Linked DNA regions of Homo sapiens: region 2 is linked to region 1. A link is a loop called in an ENCODE intact Hi-C map of the cell type or tissue named here. Cell type or tissue: heart left ventricle. All regions are shown on one strand.

Region 1 (8,000 bases):
GCAATTGCCCCTGCAGCCAGGCTGTGGCCTCCAGTGAACTGCTAACGCTTCCCCGGTGCATGCACACCGAGTTCAGTTTGCTCATTGACATTACCTGGCCACTTACAGGCTATTATGCTTGCCTGATCTTGAGATTGGCCCTTAGATGATTATTTTGAAGTATGGATATATAAACAAAATTTCAATTAGTACCAGGCAGATGAAGCAATTTTTGTGGAATTATTTTAACAATAATACCTACTACTTGACATTTGCACGATGCTTTCATTTATAAAAACACTTCTTCAACTCTTAGTAAGGGACATCATAGAGATATGTTGTAGAACCTCACTGAGATAATGTTTACGTGTAAATAACTGTAGCTGCATCATTCAGTCACTGTCAAATAATTCTACTACTTTTAGAATCTCTAGCTTTTGGTTCATTGTAATGATTGTTTTAGTCTCCTGGTGAAGAATTGGGAATGGTACGAAAGAGCTAAGCCACAGTTAAAAGTGGACTCGTGTGTTTGGGAAGAAAACTGTTGCATTTTGTTCCAAGGAGATGCACTAATTGCCTGGAACAAATTTGTTTCTACTGGTAACTACCTATAGCATTGAGAACTGTGGAGAAGAGTAACATATATGAACATCTTAATAAAACTACAGTCCAGATCTCTGAAACCACAGTTTTTAGGGAAAGAGTTGATTGGAACTAGAGTCATTACTGTCATCCTGAAACGCTTGACTTTTAAGAGAAAATAATCTAACATCAGGGATTTGTTTAACTTCTACCTGATGTCCTGTGTCATTATCATTTTTATAATAGAGCTACCATTTATGGAGCCGTCACCATGTGTCAAACATCGCAAGGCATTTACATTCATTTTTATGTTGAATTTTCACAACAATCTTGTGAAATATGTGCTACGCAAATTTTACATACTTGGAAACTGAACACAGAGAGACGGACTTGTCCGAGGTTACCCAGCTACGAAGTGCTAGAATCCAGATTGCTCAGACTCCAAAGTCCACCTTTCTTTCTCCATGTTGTTTCCTGATGCCGTGCAGCCTCCCATAGGTCTTTTTTTTTTTTTTTTTTTTTTTTTTGAGACAGTCTTGCTCTGTGGCCTAGGCTGGAGTGCAGTGGTGCGATCAGGGTTCACTGCTGCCTTGACTTCCTGGGCTCAAGTGATCCTCTCACCTCAGCTCCCTGAGTAGCTTTGGGACTACAGGCACGTGCGCTCACACCTGGCTAATTTTTTATATTTTTAATAGAGATAGGGTTTTGCCATGTTTCCCAGGCTGATCTAAAACTCCTGGACTCAAGCAATCTGCCCACCGTGGCCTCCCAAAGGGCGGGGATTACAGGCATGAACCACCACACCCGGCCCTCATTCTTTAATGCACAAAAGTATTGATTGGTCTGTATCCTATGTATAAGGCCTTTTGCTAAATGCCATGGAGATTACAGAGGTAAATAATCCATAAACCTTGCCATCTAGGACTTTGTAAGAAGATAAGGAAGTGTTACGAGGTAGAATAAGCCAAATGCCCGAAGAGGAAAAGACATACCTCATGATAACAGTCAGGGGATAGATGCTCTGCCTTAAACCGCAGAATCAGAGCAGATTTCTTACAGAGATGACATCCAAACCTGGCCTTAAAGGACTGAAAGAACAAAACCTGTCTCAATCTAAACTGGAAAAGGAACAGCTAGGTAATGTAAGACTTATTCAAGAATAATAAATATTCTAATTTATGGAACTAATGAATGGAACATAAACTATAAATGGGACAGAATTGGCTAGAAAACTAAGTTAGGGTTAAATTATGGAGAACTTCGAATACCAAATGACAGTCTTTAAAAAGATAACCTTAGATTGTCAGAGCAAGATTTGGTGATATTCAATACGTTGTGCTTACATTCTGCTTGGCAATGAGACCACTTAACCATCCCTTCACAACTTGTATAGCCAGGAAGACTCTATTGTTCTAAAGCACCATGTGTATTTTGCAGATGTTAGCATCTGATAAAGGAGCTTTGTGTTAGTCAACTATTGCTGCGTAGACTGTAACAAACTCAGGTTCAGTCACTTGCCACTTGCAGAGTCTAATTCACAAGAGCGAGGTCTGGCATAAAGAAAGTGACTTTATTCCATAGCTTAGCCTGGGGGAAGAGGTACAGGCTCCTGCCTTTAAGAGCACTGTTTTGCTTTTGGGGCAGAAAGCATGGACTTTTAAAGGGGGACTTGGCATGAATGGCATTCAGAGGAGGGAGTGAGCAGTTGGGGGTCTGCGTGACTCGCTTTCGTGCTTAATCTACTGGTGGTCGAGCTGGCTGCATCACAAGCAGAGCTAGGTTGTATAGTGGCCTTTGTCTCAAGACACTCTCCAGGTGGGAGAGCCTTCCATCAGGGACATACTTTAGGTTGCAAATTGACTGTTGTCTCTTGAGGCAATCTCCTTGTGGGAGAGAGTTTCTGCCCTGGAGCTTCAAAGTAAGCACGTAGTTAGATAAGCTTCCAGTGTAGTGAGTGTCTGGTGAAGGGAAGGTAAAGGTTATGATTGCATTTCTGAAGAGCTAGGTAGGAAATGGGAACAGAGGAAAAGAAGGAAAGAGAAAAGAAGAAATAACTTAAAAAAAAACTCTCTCTCTTAGAAAAATGGGGATACTTGGTTACAAGACAACTTGAAGCTCTCAGTCGCATTCCACAGTAACTGTTTCTTTCTTGATTATGAATTGGTGGGTCAGCTGTGGTGACACTTCTCTATGTATCTCTCATCTTTCTCCAGGGACCAGCAAGCTAGTGGGGGCATGATCTCCTTTCACAGAAGGGCAAGTGTGCAAGTGATACATATGGTGCCTCTGAAGCTTGGACTTAGAGCTGGCACACTGTCACTCATACCCACATGCCACTAGCCAAAGCAGGTCACATGAGTGAGCCCAAAGTTAGGCAAAAAAGCACACTCTGACCACAGTGCATTTACAGCAAGGGTATAGGTGCAGGGAGGGTCAAGATTGGGGCTAAAAATCAGTTTACCCCAAGCCCACCTGGTCATTGCTCTCTCTGTGCCTCTGTGTAGTTCATGCCATAAAGCGTCGTTTAAGGCCTCTGCTAAATTTTCTTCATCCTCCCAACACCCACATTGAAATTTTATTTACTCCAGCATTCTATCATTTTGTTAATCTCTCTAACATAAATATTAGGAAGTTTGTGGGATTGTGTTAAATACAGCAGGAATACAATGGGGAGAGAACTTCACCAATCAAGGGAGATACTTTTTCTAGCCCTGCAGGGCTCTGGGGGAAGAATTACCAGAATCCAATGTCAAGACAGTTCCAGTACCCTAGATATTACTGAATATCACATTTTAAATATGACGAGTTAAGGTCTTGTCTGTGTTTCTTCACTTAAATTAATTCGCAAGGAGAAGAAGTTTTCAAAATCCCACAATGATCACAGATGGTGGCAGATGAGTGATAGTGATAGGCCCACTTTTTAACCATTTGTAACCCATTATTTCTGTGGTCTCTTATTGTGTAACAAATACCCCAAACATAGTACCTTGAAACATAACCAGCTTATTATTCCTCACGATTCTGGGGGATGGCTGGAGTTCATCTGTTGTTCTCTCCCGGGCTCAGTCATGCAGCTGCATACAGCTGGGATCTCAGCTGAACTCAGCTATCCCAGATGGATTTGGGCTTCTGTCCACAAGGCCACTCTTTCCAGCTGGGTAGCCAAACTTTTCAGCCCGGCTTCCAAGAGAAAAAGTGGAAGCTGCCAGGCCTCTTAGGACCTGAGCTTGAAAGTTCAAGAATGCTACATTTGCTGCCTTCTGTTGATGAAAGCAAGTCATAAGACCAGCCTAGAGTTGAGGGAATAGAGTCTCTCCACCTCTTGAGAATGTGCCCGTAGAAAGAGGAGGAATTGTTGGGAGCCGTCTTTGGAGACCAACGCCCATTGCAAGAGGAAATTATGACTCCATGACTGGGATATATTTCAACCTGGACAATTATATTCTGCTTTCTAAAATACCCCTCTGTTTTTCACCGAATAAAGTGACCTTATTTATGCTTTAAAAGCTAAACATTTAAAATGTTTTAAATGTTATTACCACATGTTGTTGAAGATGTGACAAAGTCTGTGAAGGGTGGCATATTTGGGGATGGCTCTGAAGTATGTGTCTCTGAGTGTGTGTACACACACATTTGATCCTTTTCCTAAAGGTGTTAATTTAATTTCAAAGCTTCTGAAGACATCCTCAGGAGCTTTGATGCCCAATGTGTTTATACAAATGGTAATTTCCATTTTTTTGAAGCAGTTTGGGCGCCATGATGTCTTGGTTATTTAGGAGCTCCACCACAACAAATGTGTGTGACAGAATTTCTGTAGCATGTTCCACCATGCAGAATTAAATGCTAAATGGGCATCTTGACTCCTAGATTTCAGAAAATTTAGGAAATCATTGACAAGGAACTTCACCAGTGATATTTACTTACATATTTTCTTTCACTTTAAGTGTTGAAGCATAAAAAGTTTCAGATCTAAAGTTCTGCCTGACACACTGTGGCCCTTTCAGAGGTCAGATCCACTTCAGAAGGTTTCATCTTCAGATTGGAATTTTCCTTCTCTCAGTTGTCAGGGCAGATGTGAATAGTGGTCAGCAGATCTGCTGAGGTCATTCAGAGGACAGCTGAGCAGATTGCCAAGACCAGCTTGCAAAAAGTAAGTGACCAACAGGTTCAAGTTATCATGAACTGGTTAAGCAAGTTCTAGAAGGCCAAGTGCTTATTGGATTTCTTTCAACAGTCATTCTCTTAGACAACTAAAGTGGGTGCATAGAACACATTTAGGCCTTATTAGGGAAATTAATACGTCAGGCTTGAGATCATGATCTCTCCTGCAGCCCGCCCCCAAGTGGGGAGAAACTCTTACAGTTATATTGACTTCCTTTTCTGCGCTTTTTCTGTTTCCAGTGTTTCAATAATGTAGGCTTTAAACTTGAGTCACTTTTGGCTTTTGCAGTTAGTTTCCAGATCCTATAAATCTCACTCTCTCCTAGCATTGCTTTTCTTACCACCACTGTAGTTTAGGCTGTGACAGCCCATCACCCCAAGAACTGCAGTGTCCTCAGGAGGAATCTCCTGTTAACCTCCTTTATTGCTTGTTTGTTCCTTTGCTTGTTTTTGGTCTGTTTTTACTTCTTCATTTTTTGGCACCACTATCAGATCAGCTTTTTAAAGTACTCCTCTGTTGGTATTAAATCTTCTCTAGAACTTTCTGTTTGTGCCAATAAATCCCAAATCCTTAGTGAACATCCAAGGCACCTGAAGGTGGCTCATATCCACCTTTGCTGCCTTTGTGTGTGTGTGTGGGGCGGGGGTGGGGGGTGTATGTGTGTTTTGAGATGGAATCTCACTCCATCGCCCAGGCTGGAGTGCAGTGGCGTGATCTCAGCTCACTGCAACCTCCGTCTCCTGGCTTCAAGCAATTCTCTTGCCTCAGCCTCCCAAGTAGCTGGGATTACAGGCACCCACCACCGCGCCCGGCTAATTTTTGTATTTTTTTTTTAGTAGAGACAGGGTTTCACCATTTTGGCCAGGCTGGTCTTGAACTCTTAACCTCAGGTGATCCACCCGCCTTGGCCTCCCAAAGTGCTAAGATTACAGGCGCAGCCTTGTTTTGTACTCTGTTCCTTCATGATCGCCTTCTTCAGTCAACTGAGCAAGGCAGCCTTGTGAACTTATCCTGCATCTTCGCTGCTCTAGGCCCTCCAGTACATGGTGACCTCTGCTTGGCACGGGCCCGTTTTCTCGACTTCATGTCTTTAAATCCTGCTTGTTTTCCAAATATAAACTTTTATACAGAGCTTCCTCTAATACCTTCAGAAGGTATCTCTTTCCTGCCATCCCAGAATACTTTTTGTTTATTTGATTTATTTGTTTATATGTCTAATCTCTCTTGTGAGCTGGTTAGCTCCCCGAAGGCAGGAACTGCATGGGCTTGAGAGGACAGAGGGCTCCCAGATGGCCAAGGAGCTGGAGGCAGAGAGATTGTTCAGGAATCAGGTTGGGCACTGACTGAACCAGCCCTCCCATATAACTAAGGTGGCCTGCACTGCTGCCAAGTTTGGCTTAAGCCTGATGTTTATAAACATCCCTTTAAATGGAGGGGCTTAGATTATTGCAGTAAATTCTTCTGGAATGATGGTGTGAGACTGAGCAGCAGTAAAGCGAGCAAGAATTTGGCTGCTTTCTTTCACTTGGACTTTGTATTGCTATGTGGCTTCAGTTAAGTTCTGATCCTTGGGTGTACCTAAATGAGAGCATATAACAGATGCTTGTGGCTGTGTGTGTGTGTGTGTGTGTGTGTGTGTGTGTGTGTGATGGTGTTATGCCAATCTATTACTCATCTAAAATGCTGTGAGACCTATTTCACAAGGTTATGGTGAAAATTAAATGAGAAAATACATCAGATTTATTCAGAAATTAAAAGCACTTGGAGGCAAAGTCATAATTCACTGTTTATGTCTCATAATTTTTGATTGCATTCAGCGAAGATGGATTAAAGATACCTGTGTTTGTGGACAGTAACAGAGAGAATAATGTTTGTCAGTGCAGTCCAGCACAGTACCCATGAGCCACATGTGGCTATTGAGCATGAGAAACGTGACTAGTCCTAATTGAGATGTGCTGTAAGTGTAAAATGAGCTTTTAAGTTTCATATTAAATGAATATTTAATATGAAAAAAGAATATAAAATAGCTTATTAATAATTATTGATTACATGTTAAATGATATATTTTAGATCTATCAGGTTAAATAAAATATATGAAGATGAATTTCACCTGCTGCTTTTTATCTAATGTGGCTACTAGAAGCATTAAAAGTACACACATAACTCACATATTTCTATTGCACAGTGCTGATTTATGTGACTGAGAGGTAGCAGTGGTAGTGTGAGAATTTCCTTCTCTTTCAAGTTTTAGTTTTTATTGGATCTAAGAGAAAAGGAGTTTGATGGAGGCAGTGGCCCTCATTTTCTGCTTGGAATCTCTATGCATTAAGTGAGCACTAGGTGTGTACACTCAGCCTTTTGTGTGTCAGGGGGTGATTTGGGCAAAGAGGGGTACATGGGGGACCACCAGAGAGGCAGAATTGGGAGGCAGCTTGGCCAATGAACAGGAGCAATGCCACCTTGCTCCTCTCTGTGCTGCTTAGTGATAGACTTTAGCTGCCTCTACTGTAGCTGTTTTGCTGGCATAAGGAAGCTTCTGTTGGCTTCTGAAGCTGTTATTTCCCGAAGGTGAGAGAGAAAATCATGTTTCCCTTTTTCTGTTTTTAGTGAATCATAGGAGACAGTAAAGAGCCCTAAGGGCAGGAGAAGTGTTTGACGGATTTGTGATAGGCCAGATTATAGTCATAAAAGCTGAGAAATTTAAGTCAAGATAAGTGAGGAACATGGTCTTGGGTTTAGGCTTTGAAGACTCCCTGATGTCTTGAGCTGAGCCTCAGAAAGGTCTTAATGGCTCGAAGTGCACATGGGGCTCATGGAATCACAGAAGCCAGTCGACCTTGGCTCAGAGCTTTTAACTGCATTCTTCTGAAGTAAAAGTGCTCAGCCCAGTGTCTGACTCAGAGAAGGTGCTCAAAATATGTTAGTTTTATTTCCTTTTAGGTGGTTCCTGGGCCATGCTGATGCTCATTTCAATAGGGAAAATGAAACATGCGTGTATGTGAGCATGGAATGGAGTAGTTGTGAATTCTGTCTTACCAGCTGGGGTTTGATTCCAGTGTCACCACTGCCTGTGCTGTTTTGGATTTATAACTTAGCTGCATTTGTTTCCAAATCTATAATATGGAGGTAATAATGGTATCCACCACTTGGAGTTCTGAGGAGGAACACATAGTTAATAAGGAGAGCGTCCAGAACAAGGCCAGTGCACAATTAGCATGGAAGCACTTGTTATAAATAGTAGATGGGCCTGAGTAGACTGGCCCCACCTCTTCACTCT
Region 2 (8,000 bases), 140 kb after region 1:
TATGTGTCTTGTTCCCCAGATTAAAAAATAAATCCCCAGTGGCCAGGCACCTTTAAGTTCTTTCTAGCTCTCCAGTGTGTGACTCAGAGCATGTCTCCTGAGTGTTCTGGGCCAAGGCTAGGGATGGCATCTGCTTGGGCAGTGTCACCAGGGAGGCTGCCCATGGGATGACTGGCAAGTACACACTCCTTATGTCAGGAAGACTGGTTACCCAGCTTCTCTGCTCAGGAGAGGTTTTGTGCAGCAAGTAAAACAAGCCTAGAGATGACACTGGACTCAGACACTCTGCAAGCGGTAGGGGTGGGAGTTAGCAATCTGATGATGGAGGAAACCAAAACATGCTAAGGGGTGAATCCCATTCTAAGGGAGCAAGCAATCTGGGGCCAGTTGGCATGGGAGTGAGCAGCCCCACCTGCTTCCACAGGCCTGAAGACTTCATTGTGTGGCAGTTTGTTGTTGTTGTTTTTTTTTTTTTTTTTTTTTTTGAGATAGAGTCTCACTCTGTCACCCAGGCTGCAGTGCAATGGTGCGATCTTGGCTCACTGCAATCTCTGCCTCCCAGGTTCAAGCGATTCTCCTGCCTTAGCCTCCCAAATAGCTGGGACTACAGGTGCCCGCCACCACGCCCAGCTAGTTTTTGTGTTTTTAGTAGAGATGGGGTTTCACCATGTTGGTCAGGCTGGCCTCAAATTCCTGACCTCAGGTGATCCACCTGCCTCGGCCTCCCAAAGTGCGGGATTACAGGCGTGAGCCACCGTGTCCAGCCAGCAGTATTTTGTAATTTGCCAAACACACACGGGCATGGGCACATATACATCATGTGTAAAAGTATGTGCCAGAAATGATTTAATCACTTTATTACTATTAACTCATTTAATCTTCAACTATTCTGTGAAATAGGTACTATTGTTCTCTTCATTTTACAGATGAAGAAACTGAGACACAGAGAGGTAATTTTACCAGGATCCCAGAGCTAGGAAGTCACAGAGTCAAGATTAGCACCCAGCCACGTGGCACAAAATAATCCATTTTGATAATGCTTAAATATTAGGAAAATGTAAAATATTTCTGTTATATAGATAATGTGACCAAAAAACATGTAATACATCTGAGAAATAGTTATATGCAAAATTATTATTAGTATCGTTAAGTATTGGTACTTTTAGAAATAAGTTCTGCTTTTAAAAGAACATTCCCCCCCCCCAAGAAAAATGAAACATGTAGTGTGTATTTTAAAAGAAAAAGAAAAAGTTGAAGGAAACAAATAATAATAACACCTGACTTTTTACAAAACCCTTATCTATGACATCGGACACAGGCAGGGCAGGTGCCCTGTGATGGGTTACAGACCAAGAGAGTCATGTGTTTTGACCAAGACAAGCCAGCTCGGTTAAATGTGGATCCTTAAAGCCCAGCCCCAATCATGTCTTCATTGAGTTTATGACCTAGAGGAGAGAGGATAAAATATGTTCACAAATAACCATTGTACATAGTCCTTAGAGCTTCAGATAACCTGTTTTAGTTAGCAAATGAATCAGAAGCATCTTTGCCTTTCTTGTGCATCCCACACATACCAAGCACAGACCTGTTATGCGTGTTTAAGGATTCTTGTTTGTTGTTTTTTGTAATCCGTTTTAGAGTGAATTAAACTCAGACATCCCTGGATTGTATGCTGTCTGTAGAATGTTGATTTTCAGGCACGGGGATGTAGCTGTAGAATGTGGCTTGTTCATTCTTCCTGATAAGAAATTGATCTCCTGAATGGATTGGCCATTTGGTAATTTCTTAGTGAAAGGCTGACTCTTGAATATGGCTGTTATAATATAAATTCTTACCAACATAAAGTAAGGGCTTATTTGGGGCTTGGTAAAACTGTCATGCCTTGAAGTATATATAGCTTATAAATTGGCTAACATGTATTTATGACGTAGCTACCCCTGTGCCAGCTATCACTGACAAAGCCTGGATTCTGTTGCAAGGAGACATATATTGAGAGAAAATTGATTACAAGTAACTATTTCAGGCTCTGCTTTGAATTTCTCATTCACATGCTCTTTTTTCTTTTTCCCTCCAAGGGTCGGGATTACTGTTCGGAAGAAGAGGATATCACATAGCACCAATTTTACCACTCAAACCAGGAGCTACTACTGTGTAAATAGGTTACACCCCAGTTGAAATCTTTGCAAAGGTCGGTTCTATTCAGCGAACAGCACTATAGCAAAAGAAGATCGTTCCATATTGTACGCCCCATTAAATTACAGTGTTTCTTAATGAACTTGCAAAGGAATATTGCTAAAAACAAACAAAAAAAACTGTTATCGAACTTTCTTTGTTGCTGCTAGTTAAAACTTGTTGCAACTTTTCACTTCTCTTGTGTCCAGGTATGCAGCAAAATTCTGCAATTTCACCTTAAAGATACTGTTGGTTTTACAGATGCTCTCCAACCTATTTTCTATAAGATGAGGTAGTGGTGAACTCAGATAACAAACTTCTCTTCTAAACTGGTTCTGCTTCTAAGACAAGCATCTCCTGCCCTCTCTCCTTCCTCCCCATCTCTCGCACGCAGTCTAGAGATGGACTGAGCCTTGCTTCTCACTGGCAGTGTTGAGCTTTGGAGATGGGATGGTTGCTATGCCAAGCCTTGTTTCTCTGCTCAGAAGAAGTAGAGAAGCTATTATCAATTAAAAGCATGCTGTGATGTGACTCCTGGAAGTGACGTAGGAGTGAGTGGCAGGTTGTTTGATTTAATAGGTATCTTAATCAAGAATTAAGCTTGCAACATTGGCTTTGCTCAGATGCAGATGGAAGTGTGATCACAATCATTTTGAATCCCTCTTCCTCACTTTTTTTTCTAAGAAAATAAACATTTTACTGTTTTTATGGATCCTTGTCTTCTCCCATTCATCCAGCTCAGTGTTTTAAGATGATCCTGGGTGCAGAAGTTGAGCCCTCCTTTGCATTGACACTGATAATTAGCCTATAGGGCTCCCTACCCTTCCATTAAGAATCTACCAAGCATTAGCAAGGCTGAAAGTGGTCTAAGAGGTGAGGGGACATCCTATGACTTTTTAGGAAGGCCTGAAACCACCTTGTTACCTTTCATTTTGTTAGCAAATAAACCATCCTATTTTGTAACTCTCCCCCTTCAAAATGCTACATGAGCCTTGCCACTTCCTTTTTCTCTTACTTCCAGCACACTAGACATAGCAAAAGTGTTTGCCTACTCAAAAACATAATACTTTTATGCTGATGATGGTATTTGGAGATGTGAAAGCCAAAAGCCCCTGGCAGTGGTGGGGAATGTTGACTGAGTGTTCAGCAGAGTTTATTTTTCCATACTATATGAAGAGAATGATCTCTTCTCAAAGACAGAAGTGATATTTTTAACAAATATTGTCACAAGTAAATAGCAATCAAAAGGAGAAAATAACTTTTGTATTTTTTTAATGTGTTTGATAGCTTTGACGAGGGTTCTCTTTGTTACTTTCAGGGGAGGGCATCCTATTAAATGCCACGCCAGCAGTCCGGGTCTGGGTTTGTCCCACAAAATCACAGGAGCACTGTATGTTCCTCTCTTTTGGAGTTGTGACTTTGAAGGGCCTCAATATTAGCCACACTGCCGCCTGCAGAAGGTGGAGAGTTAAGATGTTCTATGTCAATTTGCTCTTGCCGAAAAGATGAGCCTCGATTTTAAAATCTATCCACATCCAACTGATGGCACCATTGATGTGCAAATAATGAGATTCCCTATCTCCTTTTAGACCTGGGACGGCAAAAGGGAAGGGAAGGAAACTTAGCAGAGTGCTATTGACTATAGATTCACATATTAGCAACAAAATCCCGTAATTCTTTTGGCCAACAGCAGCTATTTTGGGGAGCAGCTGTGGCTGTTACATAAATAGAGATGCAGCCAAAATTTTAGGCCTTTTATCCTGCTTCTAGCAGAAAAATGCAGGGAGAGTCAAGTAGTCTAGGGTTTCAGGTTGCCTCCCCTCATATGGTTTTTGGCCAAGTGACTAAAACAGTTTTCCACAACTGTAAACAAACTGCTAAGCCCCACCTCAAACTTGTTCACTGGGGACTTTGCTTACCGTTCTGTGGGTGACCTTTTCCGGGATTTCTTGTTCTTATCAAGCAAGAATTAAGCACATGCTAAACGTCTTCCATTTGACTTCTCTACTCGGTGTCTCAGACAGTGTCTTCCCAGAAAACCACCACCCTCTACCCAAAGATGAAACATGCTCATGTCATTTTTCTCATGGTCACATTTAACAGTTTTGACATGTTATACTTGCGCATAGATCCAAGCGTTTCTTGGGAACCTGACTTTTGAGTGTTTAATAAAGCCGGAAGTGGTGTTGCCCTGAACCAGCAGATTTTCACCTGGGTTCTGGCTCCGGTGTTTAACACTGGATACATCTTTGATGTGCGAAAGTGAGTTCATCTTCAGACACATTTGGTACATCCAGAAATAGATCCAAGAAATGGGGTGGTTGAGTGGGTCCGCACGAAATGCTTGATTATGTCAGCAACACCCAACACTGTCTGTTTTCCATTTGTTGGTTTTAATCATAAAATTGTCAAGTGATTCGTGTTTGTACTTTATTTTTTTGTGCCTTCTGAAAGGATCTAAAACAAAAATATTTTGCCTTTTTTTCCCCACGTGTATCTGAACATTAAGCAGATTGGCTCAGACACAATGAAAAGGATAATCCAATGTACGTGCTGGTGCACTCTGCTAGTTGTTATCTCTGTAGGGCTCAGGAAGCTGGAAGGAGGAAGGGAGGGTAAGTGGCCTGGTGAGTGGAGGTAGAAAAATGATGAGAAATGAACTGAGAGCATTAAGCAGAGAGGGTTGATAGGCTGGCCGTGTCCGGGGTGAAATTGGAAATCCAGCTGCCTAGTGGCCAGTGGGTGGGGCAAGACTGTCAACGAGATTTACAGCTGGCTTACACATGCCTTATGTCCTCTGAGTTGTAGAGTTGTAAAAGTTCAGCAGTGTGTGCACAGCTTTCTTTTGGTTGGCAGAGATTCAGGATCATGGAGTACTGCTCTCATAATTGAAGACGTGTTTGTTATTGGCAGAGAACCTTAAAAAAGGCCTTTACCTCAGCGATGCTTCCTAGCCCCAGGCTTGCAGAGAACACAGAGTGGTGTTGTGGTCTATTTAGGGACAAAGAAGGTATAAAGTCCAGAGATGAGAAAACTGGGTCAGCCCTCAGAAACTGCAGCAGCCACGCACACAGAAGCCTGCTGGAAGACAGGTCTCTCTCCGTCCACAGTGCCCATCATCTGAGCCTGGGCTGGGATGACTCAACTTAGCAAAGACGGACCCAGGAGGAGTGCTGGTTCTTCAGTCTTTGTACTGGCCCCATCCTCTCCTCACTGTAATGTGAGGAAGCACCTCTGTGTCAGGGCTCACCTGGGCATCCAAAGCGGCCACGCCCACAATCCGACAGCCCCCAGGAGCAGGTCCAGGGATGATGCAGCCCCCTTCTTGGTCCCATGTGATGTCATCCTGCTTTGTTATCTTCTTATAACTTTATCCTGCTATAACTTTATCCTCTTCCCAGCCTCATCCCTGTTTTTCTGTTAGGGCAAGACTCTTCCATAAGCCTGCTAAAAAACAGAGATGATACCTCTTACAAACTTTACCTCATAGCCTGTGAAGCAGGTTGGCATGTGGATTACAAGTCCTGCTTTGACACTGGGCAAGAATTTAAGATTGTTCTATCTCTACTAGTCATAGAAAAGAAACATTGTTAAACATGTTGAGTTTTAAAGGAAGAAATATTTTCAAATTCTTAATCCAAGAAAATACTGAGTTGGAATCTTAGACTTCGGGACTCTGACACGTTCTTTATGAAAGGCAAAATAATTGGTATCTAAAGTTCTCTCCTTCCTGCCTCCCCTAAAGAAAAAGGATATTAGATTGCACACTATAATTTTACATAAGATCTGCCTTCCACACTTCCCTGCTGGAAGGCATTCTCAGAGCTTTATGTCTTCGTACCTCTCAGAGATTGGACTTTTTCTTGTTTAAAACCCCAACCAAAAAAAATAATAAGGCATGATTGGTGGGGAGGGAATGTGTATTTAGGGGCATAATAAAAAGGTGGCTCGAAGCAGGAACTTTGGCCTCATGGTGTCATGGGTGGATGCCTGGACTCCAGTGTGCCTGTGAGGGGCTGGGTTAGGCAGTCGGCTGTCACACTCACATGTGCCTGCAATAAACCTTTTGGAATTTCATGAACGAGGTCTATGAATTGCCTTTTGCCAATGAATGGATGTATTTTTCCAAGGGGGGAATAGTATCCTTGACTTTGGCAGTCACCTTTTTGTATGTCTCTAGAAAGGGGTCAAAAAACTATGGTAAAGATGAGGCTTATGAGTGAATACCTCTGGGACAAACCTTAGGACTCACAAGCTATGCCATGTTTTTCAGGAGACTCTTGTACCTTATCTGGAATCTAATCTTGGGAGAAGAGGAAAAAGGAGCTAATATTTGTCATTTATACTCACTCTGTGCCAGATACTGTGCTAGGCATTTTATAATTGTTTTGTGTCATCCTCATGATAATCCTGTGAAGTAGATCTATTACCCCCGTGTTCTAAATAATAGATCTTAAGTGTGGAATGCATCTATCCAACATAAATGCCCATGTTGAAAGAAGGAAAGATGTCATTCAAGTATTTTTCAAATTCTTTTTATTATGACTATGCCCTTCGCAACACTGTGAAAACAACCCCTGGGGGCATCTGCCTTCCAGAATCTCTCTCTGGCTTCTCACCAGCTTGGTTTCCTCATGGGGAGTGTTTTATTTGGCCTCCCCTATCTGAGCTGCACACACACCAGGGGAGGCCACTGGCTAACAGTAGGACTTCAGTGCCCTGAGGAAAAGGCTTTGGGAATTTAGGCACACGTTTCTCTCCTTGGAATCCTTCTAGCATCTGGAAAAGGAACCTGGTATTTCTGCAGTTAGATACCAGATGCAACCAGAACAGGCTTTCGAGTGCTGTGATTTCTTTCCTGGGTTCCCAAGTCTTGTTGTTTCATCACAAACTGTATCTTTTTAAGGTTAAAAGTCTTGACCTTCATGGGGGTCTGGGACAATCCGATCTCCAAGCATGGAGGAAAGGCAATGCCTGGACCACTGACTTGCATTGAAATCCTTTCTTGTGGGCTAGGGTTTGATGTCTCTTTTTCATCTTTGGACTGGGGATCTGCATCTTCCAGGTCCATTTAAGCACTGAAACTAGATGCAAATCTCTTTCGAGACCTTACATGTTTTAGATAGTCATGTAATGACTTGGATAGACATTTAAATAACTTGTTCCAAGGTCGGAAGAGCCCAAGAACTCCTCAGAGTTCCTCTTCTTGCTTCTTGAATCACATCCTCTAAAGATGACTCATGTCTCCATAGCAACTGTTAAAGGTGCTGCCTAGACGGGACCCGCTCCCACCTTTACTTACTTTGCTCGAAGGAACCAAAACAATGTCCTTGTGTAAAGGGGCTGTCATATCCAGTTTTCCTTTGAAATCTGGCCCCCAAGATCCTGCTTCTTTCTAACCTGGCAGCTGTCATGTCCCTTCAAGATGATGTGGGAAATGGCCCTTACAACTTGGGAACCACAGAAATTGCTGTATTTCGGGAAGATTCACCTCTAAACTGAAGGCTTCATTCTGATAGTGTCTGCCCTCTCTACCCTGATTTCGCCCTTCTTTGCTTCCATTTTTAGCCCAAGGCTTTGAATTTGATTGAGTAAGACTTAGAGGCAGTATAAAGAACACCATAAACTTAGGCAGAGGTCCCTTAGGGTCTCTAGAGTTGAAAATAATTCTACAGCCTTAGGGGGACCTCTTGGCATTGACTCTAAAGGGAGAGAATAGCCCCTGTGTCCTGGCATTTCAGTCTAGACCTTCAAGGACTGTTCTCTCTTGACAGGCAAGCAAGCAAAGAAAGTTTTGCAATAGATTTCAAGCCAGTTTTTCCATTCAA

Evidence for each region. Peaks named below come from ENCODE experiments on the same cell type or tissue, not always from the same donor. Only the 100,000 strongest peaks of a DNase experiment are listed, where the experiment ranks them.
Region 2: it touches region 1 in a loop (1.9-fold over the local background); 8 of 110 quality-filtered maps call a loop at or near these places.

The regions. Positions count from the first base shown.
Region 1 is chr1:184,478,552-184,486,551 of GRCh38, forward strand. All of the region lies in intron 2 of C1orf21 (chromosome 1 open reading frame 21), which reads left to right. Among named protein-coding and RNA genes, the nearest start is that of C1orf21, 96 kb to the left of the region's middle. In heart left ventricle, a CTCF peak has its summit at 4,890 (motif pointing left); DNase peaks (open chromatin) are centred at 3,680 and 5,780; H3K27ac peaks cover 4,642 bases.
Region 2 is chr1:184,617,443-184,625,442 of GRCh38, forward strand. It overlaps C1orf21 (chromosome 1 open reading frame 21), which reads left to right. Exons shown (of 6, transcript NM_030806.4): 6 at 2,076-8,000. The coding sequence ends at 2,114. All of the region lies in intron 2 of LOC107985236 (a long non-coding RNA gene), which reads right to left. Among named protein-coding and RNA genes, the nearest start is that of EDEM3, 130 kb to the right of the region's middle. In heart left ventricle, a CTCF peak has its summit at 4,890 (motif pointing right); a DNase peak (open chromatin) is centred at 4,899; H3K27ac peaks cover 3,962 bases.